3 separate regions of the Homo sapiens genome follow, and all the other regions are linked to region 3. Evidence: chromatin contacts called from ENCODE Hi-C or POLR2A ChIA-PET data. All regions are on one chromosome and are shown on one strand. The core of a region is the stretch at or near the end of the contact, and the rest is flanking DNA. Distances in the headings are between cores, read along the strand shown. Region 1 holds the start of ATF3 (activating transcription factor 3). Region 2 has its middle 13 kb from the start of LINC01740. Region 3 holds the start of NEK2 (NIMA related kinase 2).

Region 1 (3,566 bases), core at 803-3,302, 930 kb before region 3:
TCAAGGGATCAACCAACAAGGCAACCAGAGAACAGAGCCATTAGCCAGGTAGATAAGGGGTCAAGAGTCCTGGCACCTGGTACCAATCACAGAGGAGACTTTGACAGGACTGAGATAGGGAGGGGCTATCGAAGAAAACGGCCATGGAGAAAAAGGAATTCTATAATGGCTAAAGGGCAAGGAGGAAGAGAGAGAGAAAAAGAAGGCTCCCATCACTGCCACAGATGCTGGGTGCTGTATCTTATCCCCACTGCGGGCGTGGGGTGCTGCCTTCTTTGCTGTCTCTGAAACCATTCCGACAGTAACTGCAATCCTCACCCCATCCCATCTTTGCCCAGGATATCCTCAAAGCAGGAGCCTGTATGTTGTAGCATTATTCTACAACCAATGCTAACTGCAAAACAATGGGGACAGTAATACCAATTTTTTGCCTTCACTTTAAGTTACAGAGACAGAAACTTCGAACAGAAGATATGACTGTCACCTACAACGAAAGGGGTACACTGAGAGAACATCCAGATTTTCTGGCTCTCCTTTTCTTTCTGGGTTCATCAAGGATTTAGTAACTATTTTATTTGTAAGAAAGCATATGTGACCTATGCAATGAAATTAGGGAAAAGAAAATGTTTAGGAGGAAAGGAAGTAGATGAGAAATGAAAATGGGAGTGGGGGGAGCAGAGAAGGAGAACGAATCCAGTGGAAAGAAAGCTGGTGAGGGAAAAGATGCCCTGCAGAAAAGTCCCCTTTCCCCCACTGTCTGGACACTGGTGAATGACATTAGATAGAGACCCACCCCATTCAAGTCCCCTCACTGGCTCCTTTTCTCCCCACTACACCACTCCAAAATCTGAAAATCTCCAGACAGAAAGGACCTTAGTAGTTATCTGGTCCAACCACTGCATTGTGCCCTCCAACACGCAGAGGGGGCCGGTACTGCCCATGTGCCCTTATTTCCCGGCTCCGCATACTGAGGCCCAACGACATCGATTGCAGTGTAAGCGCTCAGAGTCCTGGCACTAGACCACAAAGCCATTCTCTCAAATATCTGCACAAGTGGCTCCACACCCTCGCTTCCCCGCCACGGTGGGTCTCCCGCGGACCCGCCGAAGGAAAAGCCAGAGTGAGAGTCCCAGGTGTGTGGGAGTCCCGGGCTCGGGGTCCGGACACCAGCCGTTGCCGGGAGCCCTCCCCGTCTTCCGCCCCGGGACAGCGCGACACCAGCGCTCGCCACTTCCAAGCTTATCCCAGCTAACTTTTTCTCGGGGTTGCCTTCACGGTCCTGCCGCCAGTGCTGCGGGGTACCCAGGGCGACCCCCAGCGGCCGCGCCCGGGACGCCTCCCGCCCTCTCGCCCCTTCCCCATTCATTCCTCTCGGCGCGTGGGGCAGCCCTCCCGCAAGCCTCCGGCCTTCGTGCCTCTCTGCGCCCCCCCCCCCCCACCCGGGAAGGATCGGCTCCCACAGTGCCGTGTCTCGAAGCGAGGGATGGAGCGGGACGGCGAGCGAGGCAGCCTCGGACACCCCAACGCACCCGCCCACCCACCTTACGCCCTCTCCCAGCCGGGCAAGCCAGCGCCGTCGGCGGAGAGAAGCGGCGCTCGAGGCTGGCGGCAGAGTGGACGCCCGACCTCCGTCACCAGGAACCTTTCGCGCCCCAAGTCAAAAGAGAAAGTTAGTTCTTTCGCTTTGCGGGAAACTTTTCGAAGCGCCGAGGAGCAGCGGTGGCTTAGAAGAAGTTTAAGCCAGAGTTATTTCCAAGCCGGAGGCTGGGGGCGCGGATCCGGGGTGGGTCAGGGGTCGGCGGACTGGTTACTTAGAGGGGCGCGAAGGGAATGAAGGCGAGCAGCCCTCGTCGCGCTCACTCCCTCGGCTTCCAGCGCTCACCTCCAGGCTCCGCTCGGGGCGGCCAGGGTCGGGACGGGGTCGGGCGGGCTGTTTGTCTGGCCGGCGGGCGAGCACCGAGGACTCACGGCCGGCGCGCGGGCTGAAGGGTGCGCTCGGGCGGCGGCGAGAGAAGAGAGCTGTGCAGTGCGCGCCTGGCTGCGTGCGACTGTGGCTTGGAGAGCGTTGCATCACCCCTTTTATAGCCCTCAGGCTGGCGGCGCGGTCGTTTACTCCGTGTTGCCAGTCCCAGGCTGACGTAATGCTATTAATAGCTTCCCGGGAGAACCGGCCGAACGGAGCGGAGGAAGGGGGGTGGAGGAGGGGCCAAGGCGGGGCCGAAGGCGGGTGGAGAGAGGGGGCACTGGTGATGCAAGTTCGGGGAGGAGCCAGCCCAGGCGCGTTCCCCCAGCCTCGCTCACTGAGACACACACCAGCCCGCCCTCTCTCTCCATATCAGGACCGGAGCCGCCCGGGATAGCCGCCAGATGTGCGTACTCGCTGCTGCGTGTTCCAGGCATGACCAATGGTGCCCAAGCCAGCGGCATGACTCCACCGCGCTGGCATCTGTCCCTCCGCTAGGTTGAAGAGCGGGGGGGGCGGGGAAGGTGGGGAGGCGGGTCCCGGCCCCAGCCCAGACTAGGTGAGGCTGGGAAGCGGGCACGACCTTTCTCTAAAATGCGTGGTCATTTTCTGGAGCTTCAGGAAAATACCCCCTCCCCCACTGGCCTCCTACTTCTCTAGCAGGGGCGGAGTAGGGGCAGAAGCGTTAGTCTGTGGTGTGGGGAAGGTGTCCAAAGTCACCCTTCGGTGTATCCACGCCGTTACCCGCCGGGTGTGACCTCTGCGGCGGGGACCGCGAGAAGCCCGCCGGTTAACACAAAAGCGGAGGGCAGCCCTCGGCTGGCACCGTGCGCCCGAGCCCGCAGCCCCGGACACTCCACATGGACGCACACGCAGGACAGCTCCGGGCTCCGAAACTAGGGCGAGTGGTAGGACCGTATCGGTTCGATTTTTTTTTTTTTACAATCACAAAGCGTTTGAAATTGACAAGAACATGTCAGTGAAACCAACAAGAGCGTGAAAAGATCGGAGTCCAGGAGGAATCAGAGGCAACCCGGTGGGAGGGTAGGAGGGGGCGGAAGCCAGCGGCCAGGAGGAGGGGGAAAGAGAAGGTGCTTTGGGGTCCGCGAACCTGCCCAGGCCTGGGGGTCGCCCCGCTCTCAGGCAATATTTAGGGAAAACCCATGTTCAGCTTTCACGTGTTCTTCTGCTCCCAGAGCCGATTGGACTGGGACCGGACGGCCCGGAATGGGGACGCAATGACCACAGGCGGAACCCGCAGCAGAAATCCCCTCTGCCCTCAAGCCAGGGTGGCGGGAAAGGCGGGGCCCCGTGGTCCGAGATTCGAGCTGAGACCTCAGCAGAACTGGGTTTGAACCTTAAAAACGATTTCCTGGTTCTTATTCCCCGACCCCAACAATTTCTGCTCAGAGAGCGGCAGAACCAAGGAACCTTCTTGACTGCCCGTGGATGACTATTTGTAGACACAAGTGTGGCCTGGGACTTTCGCACCTGCCTGGGAGGGAGACCTGCGCGGCCGCAGGGTGTGGGGGCACGGTGAAGGGCAGAAACACCTGCTCCTTTCCACCTGCCTCTGGGAGAGAGGCGGCCGAAGGTCACAGTT
Region 2 (3,345 bases), core at 317-2,816, 880 kb before region 3:
GTGCTTCTGGTACACCTGACATGTGTAGCCTGAAGAGGTGGCTGCAATATTTAGCCAAGTACCAGTAGTGATTGTCAGATGTAACAGTGACAGTGGCTCACTCACTTTGCTCCATTTCCAGAACACGGTCACCATCATTTTGCTCAAAATTTTGAGAAGTTGTTGTTGTTTCTAATTTGTTTTTGGCACAAGCATGCTGTTCCGATAGGAAACTTTCTGTTGTTTTATGCTCGAGCGGGGACGATGAAAGAGGAGATAACCAAGTGTTTCTTCTGCACTTGGGCAGATCTGGTCGCTGGTAGGCCAGGTGAGGACTCTTTAAGTAGAAATGGCCTCTCGAGTTTCCAGAAAGGAAACACAGAGTCAAGGGTGGGTCTGGCAGGGCTGGGACGAAGGGGAGCCAAGTGGGGTGCCTAAGGTGTAAAACTGAAGGCGGCGCTCATGGTCAGGCCCTGCAAGCACAGGGTGGGCGCCTGATGCGATGCCTCCTCATACACCTTCTCATGGCTGGGCCCTGAGGCCGACCACCTCCATCTCTGGAGATCTGGTCTGGCGCCGGTTACCTGCTGAAAGGCACTGAGATTGTGTTCCAAGTGGAAAAGTTGGTTCCAGCGGACTCACATGCATAGAATAAGACACACATTTCACAGCCCACCTTCATCACCAAAACCATGGACTTCGGAGTCTGATGACCTGGGACTGACTTCCAGCTCGCCATTCATTAGCTGTGTGACCCAGGGAAACGCTTAATCGTGTGCCTCGATTTCCGTCCTCATCAGTAAAATGGGGAGGACTCAGAGAAGAGGACTAAACGACAAGGGGATGGAGGATCATGAAAACACCTGGCACAGAGCAAACCTCAGTAAATTGTGAGTTCCCTGTGAGGCCCTGATGTTGTTTACGATCACGTGTTGGCCAGGGATCCTGGCCTCTGGAAACTTCCATTGGCAACATTAGCACAGTAGGAGGGTTTGGAGATCAGTCCACGAATTTACCACCCAGCGAAATTAACTGGTTTCTAGTCACACCACTAATGACAGTTTAGACACAGTCAAAACGGTGATAAATGGACCTAGTTGGCCCAAGCTGATGGATTCATAAATAAATATTTAAACCACAGCCTTTCTCTGACAGCAGAGGCATCAGAGAGCAGAGACGCTATAAGCAAAGAGTTAAGGAGTCAAGGGCCATAGAAAACTCTTCCTGACACTTGGTTCAGGCTCAGAGGGCAACTGAGATGTCCATCTGGTTAACCAAAGAGGGCTTCCAGGAGGAGGTTCTGGGACTTCAAAGAGCCTCCAACTAGGCTCAGTTGTTCTTCCGTTTTCATCATCATCTCAACAGTCAACTCTCTTAAAGTATAACACGGTACAAGATGGGCTCTCAGTCTGCAGGTGAGTGAGTGGAGTCGTTTCCCCAGATGTTTCACGATCCCAGGCCTGGTCCCTTTAAGGCATCGAAACTCAGAACATTCTATCAGCTGCCTCGGCCTCCCCGTGGCGCGCTTACGTCACCCTTCGGGGAAGCGGCTGACGTCAGCGCGTTCTTGGCGAGTGGGGCGGGGCCGGTGACTCACCCGGACCGCGCCCCTTGCTCCCCGCCCCCGCCGGGCCGCGCGCACGTGAGCGCGCGCTGCGCGGGTTGCTAATTTTAGCTCCGGCGGCTTCCCTGGGGTCCCGTGAGGTGAAGGGGAGTGGAGGGGACGAGGCGGGCAAGGAGCGTGGCTCTCCTCGTTCCTTCCTGCCCCGCCGTGGGTTTTCCTCGAGGACCGGGCCCGGCCCGAGGGGTGGGGGCCCGCGGGCGACTCGAGGTGCTGGAACGCGGGCGCTTACCGAGGCGAGAACCTAGGGGGTCTCCCCGCGTGGAAACCCCGCCCCTCCCTCGGCCTTGGACACAGTCGGCGCTCAATAAATGAATCGAAGTTTCTTCCTGGACGGCGACCCTGGGCTTTCGGGAGAAAGCCAGAGGGGCAGGGTTCTGGAAGGTTCCCTGGCGGCTGGGGTGCGGTGCGGGCTGAAATCCGAGCAGGAGCTGGGCGCGGCCCTCGGGGACCGACTATGGGGGACGGCGCCGCGGGAGTGGGGCAAGTGCGGGCCTGGACCCTTGGGGCCACCGCGTCAGCAGTCGGCGGGGCCGTGGGAGGGACGGTGCCCGCCCGCTGTGAAGGGCGGTGGCCCTTCTAGGGTCAGGCCAAGCGCAGAGGCCTGAAGGTCACCGGGTGAGGAGCCAGCGCGGGTGCCTCAGAAGCCAAGCGCCCCGTCCCGAGCCCTGCGCGAACCAGTATGACCTTCCAGGAACCAGATGAGAGCTGCGTTTTCAAGAAGCAGTGCCAGACACCTTGGGAAATCGACACTCTCCTGTCCTTGGGTGGGGGTGGGGGTCCTGGAAAGAAGCTCCGTCAGCGTAAAGTGAACTCTTAGCTTTGACTTTGCAGAGGGATCCGTTGTGTCACAGTGACCCGCATTCCTGTCATTGGTGTGGTGTGTTTCACAGCCATTGCCTCCCTAGGTAGATTGTAAAACGGCGTTCGTAGAGCCTTTGACCTCATAATATTATGTTGGAAATTACACGATAGTAAACATAATGATAAATGGGGAATGTTAAATGGTAGTATGGGAACATTTTCTAATGGTTGCATCCTTAAAATTTTCTGTTTCAAGTTTTTAAAGGCTATAGCCTTAAAAAAAGCTGACTGTAGGAAAATGGTGGAAAGAGTCGTGGAATAAAGGTAGCTTTGGGGATTATGACGTGAATAAATGACAGAAATTAGTATGTGTCATTTTCCTTTGTTTTCCAAAAATACCACAATGTCCTTTGTAAATTGGAAGTTTTTCAGATGTGCATGTGGAAGCTGCAAGATTTTTAGGGCTTTATATCCATCTTAAAACTGGTTTTAAAGGATTGGCAATTACAATCTAATACTGGTATTTGTAGCAAATACATCCAGAGGTAGGCATACTGGTTTTTTAATATTGTTATATGGCAACAAAGGTCTCTTTGTCCTAATTTGTAGGACAAAGTTGCAACCACATTTTCCTCAATGTAATGCTTATGGGGGGAGGGTCTTAAATTGATTTGAAAGCAGGTTGTATTAGGATTCTCCAGAGAAACAGTACCAATAGGATATACAGGCATACCTCATTTTATTGTGTCTCACTTTATTGCACTTTGCAGATAATGTGTTATTTACAAATTGGTACCGTTGGTACCGTTTTTTCCAACAGCATGTGCTCACTTTATGTCTGTCAGCATTTTTTTAGCAAGAAAATATGTTTAAATGAAGGTGTGTACTTTTTTTAAAGTCATAATGCTGTTGCACACTTAAGACTACAGTGTAGTGTAAAC
Region 3 (3,424 bases), core at 181-2,680:
AATAAAAAAATGATGCTAATTAACACAGCCACTTGCAGTGCCTTACATAACTTTTGAAACCTAAATTGGTCCTATTCCCCTGAGGTAAGACAGTGCCCTTGAATGTTAATTTAAAAATTCTCCTGGTTGGCAATTCCAATTATCTTATGTTATATTCAGGGCATGTAATAAGTCCCTTATTTTTACATAAAGAGCTTTTAAATTCTTATTAATAGAAAATCAGGTGTCTTTTAATCCTTTGCTGAACAGATATTTAAAGAAAACTGGCCTGTTCATGCATTTCCAAATTATTAGCTTTCTGGTAATTTACATATTCCTCTAACAAGCCCTGGATGGAGGCCTCTAAGTCCTCCTTCCCTGGTAAACATGGGGCTGTTCATTTGGCTGGGTAAGCTGAGAACGTTGGTGTGTGGGTGCGTAAAAGAGAATCTGTGTTCAATGAAGTATTGTCGATAGGGTTAATTGTGTATTTGGCACACATAAACGGGACAAGACGTGTAAAGTACTTGGTAGGAGAGCGACAGTATTTCTCCTTTTTTTTTTTTTTTTGGAGACTGGGTGTCACTCTGTCGCCCAGGCTGGAGTGCAGTGGCGCACGGCTCACTGTAACCTCTGCCTCCCAGGTTCAAGCAATTCCTCATGCCTCAGCCTCCCAAGAAGCTGGGATTACAGGCCTGCAACCCCATGCTCTGTTACTTTTTTTTTTTTTTTTTTCATTTTTAGTAGAGACGGGGTTTCGCCATGTTGGCCAGGCTGGTCTTGAACTCTTGGCCTCGAGCAATCCGCCCGCCTCGGCCTCCCAAAGTGCTAGGATTATAGGCGTGAGCCACAGCGCCCGGCCTAATTTTCGTATTTTCAGTAGAGACGAGGTTTGCCCTGTTGCCCAGGCTGGTCTGAACTCCTGGGCTCAAGCGACCCACCCACCTCGGCTTCCCAAAGTGCTAGGGTTACGGGCGAGCGTGAGTCACCGCGCCCACCCGGGAGTCTGTATTTCTAATTTGTATTCAGCTCTCAGCATATCCTCAACGTGACCCCACCCAGGTTCAGGGTACTGGAACCTGAGCGAGGAATGCGTGTGCCGGGGAGAGTAGGTAGTGTGAGGGGCCAGAGTGCAAAGGTCAGAAGGCATCTGGTGGAAGCGGTGTGCAAAGAAGCCTGAGGGGAGGACCTTAGATCTCGGTTACCTTGGCGATCTCTATCAGAGGGTTAGAGTTGCCGAGAGGCGCCAGCTGCCGCTTCCTCTCTCCCGCCCTCCGTTTGGCTTAGCTCGCCGGGTTCTCCCACAGGTTAAAAGCAGACGCCGACGCGGTTGCCTAGTGACACTTTTCCCAAAATGCCTAGGGTATTGTTGTGTTCTTCTTAGCCAATGAGAGAGGCGAAGCGGCCCACCGCCTGCCAATAGACTGCGAGATCAGGGCCCGCGACGGTTAAACGGGGCCCAAGGCAGGGGTGGCGGGTCAGTGCTGCTCGGGGGCTTCTCCATCCAGGTCCCTGGAGTTCCTGGTCCCTGGAGCTCCGCACTTGGCGGCGCAACCTGCGTGAGGCAGCGCGACTCTGGCGACTGGCCGGCCATGCCTTCCCGGGCTGAGGACTATGAAGTGTTGTACACCATTGGCACAGGCTCCTACGGCCGCTGCCAGAAGATCCGGAGGAAGAGTGATGGCAAGGTGAGCGTGGGACCTACCCTGCGCCTGCCCCTGCTTAGGTTTCGTCGCCTCGGGGCGAGCGCCCTGCGCCACCGAAGGGAACCGACAGGGCTGAGGAAATGGGTGCCCGGAAGACTAAACCGTCTTTCCTGGGTCTGCATCTGACAGCCTGTCCTGGGTGGCTTAAAGGATGGGAGACCGCTTCTTTTGATATATGTATTTCCATCTTTTCCCGTTTCTCTCCCCATTTCTCTCTTTCTCCTGCTTTGGCTTGCTAAGGACCTTCCATTGGTGACAGGTAACTAATTCCTGAGCTGTTTTTAGAGCTCTAAGAGTGGCCCTCTCAGGCACAAGAAAGGGGCAGGACTACCAGAACCCGAAGCTTTGTATCTGCAGTCAGACTCCCTCAAAATATCCATTATTAGGATTATTGGATTCATATTTCCCAATGTATATAGGTAGAACTTTTACAGAAAGTAACATTGGACAGGAAACTGCCTGGCTGCTGATGGAGGGATCTTTACCAAGGTGTCTCATCCTGGGAAAACACGACTGGGGTGGAATGGGGCAGGGACTTTGACCACCTTCACCCCAATTTTGACTATAGTACCTTTTAGCCAACTTCCCACTAACCAACTGAGGGTAGGGGTTGGGGGAGTCCTCATGTGCCTCATTCCCGTTTGTCTCCCCACAACATACATTTACTGCTTAGAACTGGAGGAAGATTATGGAAGTAAACTCACAGCTCCTTAAGTTCATTGAACTAAATTAGATAATGACCTTGATTGTAGGATATAATTAAAAGGGAGGTAATTTGTTAAATCTTGGAACTTTCATTCTTTGTTTTTGAGCATAATGAGTTCATTCATACCTTGGAAATTCTTATTTCAGATATTAGTTTGGAAAGAACTTGACTATGGCTCCATGACAGAAGCTGAGAAACAGATGCTTGTTTCTGAAGTGAATTTGCTTCGTGAACTGAAACATCCAAACATCGTTCGTTACTATGATCGGATTATTGACCGGACCAATACAACACTGTACATTGTAATGGAATATTGTGAAGGAGGGGATCTGGCTAGTGTAATTACAAAGGGAACCAAGGAAAGGTAAGCATAATCTTTTAAAAATGTAAGCTGAAATTGGTCTAGTTTCATTTATTTTAAGCATCTTGTTTTAGGATCAGTAATATGGAAGAGTGTATTTGTATTTGTTTGGTAGGTCCACAGTACTTTAGAAAATTCCTGGTGAATCAACACCCATATTTTATATCAAAATAACAATTTATAGGCTGAGTGTGGTGGCTCACACCTGTAATCCCAACACTTTGGGAGGCCGATGCGGGAGGATCACTTGAGCCCAGGATTTCAAGACCAGCCTGGGCAACATAGTGGGACCCTGTTTCTACAAAAATTAGCCAGGTATAGTGACATGTGCCTGTAGTCCAAGCTACTTGGGAGGCTAAGGCAAGAGGATTGCTTGAGCCTGGGAGGTCGAGGCTGCAGTGAGCCATGATCGTGCCACTGCATTCCAGCCTGGGTGACAGAGTAAGACCCTGTCTCAAAAAATATAAATAAATAAATAAATAAATTCCCTATTTGTACACTGGATAATTTATATCATCCCATCTTGGCAATGATTTTTTTAGAAGTTATATGCTGTATAACTGCTTTGGTTTTAGGCAATACTTAGATGAAGAGTTTGTTCTTCGAGTGATGACTCAGTTGACTCTGGCCCTGAAGGAATGCCACAGACGAAGTGATGGTGGTCATACCGTA

What was found. Hi-C counts contacts between places; a loop is a spot of excess contacts on that map. ChIA-PET counts read pairs that join two places held with the same protein, here RNA polymerase II (POLR2A). Pooled maps may share reads with other maps.
Region 1: a pooled map shows a loop between it and region 3 (5-fold over the local background). The contact joins the promoter of ATF3 here to the promoter of NEK2 in region 3. A Hi-C loop is called at or near these places in 1 of 37 single-sample maps with no recorded cell type and 9 of 50 pooled maps. POLR2A ChIA-PET finds 5 or more read pairs at or near these places in 3 of 52 experiments (Caco-2, H1 and WTC11).
Region 2: a loop to region 3 is called in a map of CD8-positive, alpha-beta T cell, with 8 times the contacts of the local background. The contact joins the enhancer-like site here to the promoter of NEK2 in region 3. A Hi-C loop is called at or near these places in 3 of 168 maps with a recorded cell type or tissue (CD4-positive, alpha-beta T cell, CD8-positive, alpha-beta T cell and naive thymus-derived CD4-positive, alpha-beta T cell), 1 of 37 single-sample maps with no recorded cell type and 10 of 50 pooled maps.

What each region holds. Positions count from the first base shown.
Region 1 is chr1:212,607,247-212,610,812 of GRCh38, reverse strand. ATF3 (activating transcription factor 3) reads right to left here and starts at 2,052. Exons shown (of 4, transcript NM_001674.4): 1 at 1,883-2,052. RefSeq lists silencers at 1,231-1,410, 1,421-1,560, 2,181-2,390 and enhancers at 1,671-1,730, 1,469-2,426, 2,427-3,384.
Region 2 is chr1:212,557,257-212,560,601 of GRCh38, reverse strand. No RefSeq gene overlaps it. Among named protein-coding and RNA genes, the nearest start is that of LINC01740, 13 kb to the right of the region's middle. RefSeq lists enhancers at 1,226-1,365, 1,866-1,995, 1,375-2,112 and a silencer at 1,536-1,805. Within about 2 kb of position 1,566, at least 38 of the 41 ENCODE cell types and tissues checked have a DNase peak (open chromatin) inside an H3K27ac peak, as active enhancers do; they include CD4-positive, alpha-beta T cell and CD8-positive, alpha-beta T cell, where a contact is called at or near this core.
Region 3 is chr1:211,673,627-211,677,050 of GRCh38, reverse strand. It overlaps NEK2 (NIMA related kinase 2), which reads left to right and starts at 1,430. Exons shown (of 8, transcript NM_002497.4): 1 at 1,430-1,667; 2 at 2,538-2,755; 3 at 3,328-3,424. The coding sequence starts at 1,572. NEK2-DT (NEK2 divergent transcript) reads right to left here and starts at 1,289. Exons shown (of 4, transcript NR_148994.1): 1 at 1,185-1,289. RefSeq lists enhancers at 1,150-1,444, 1,467-1,726.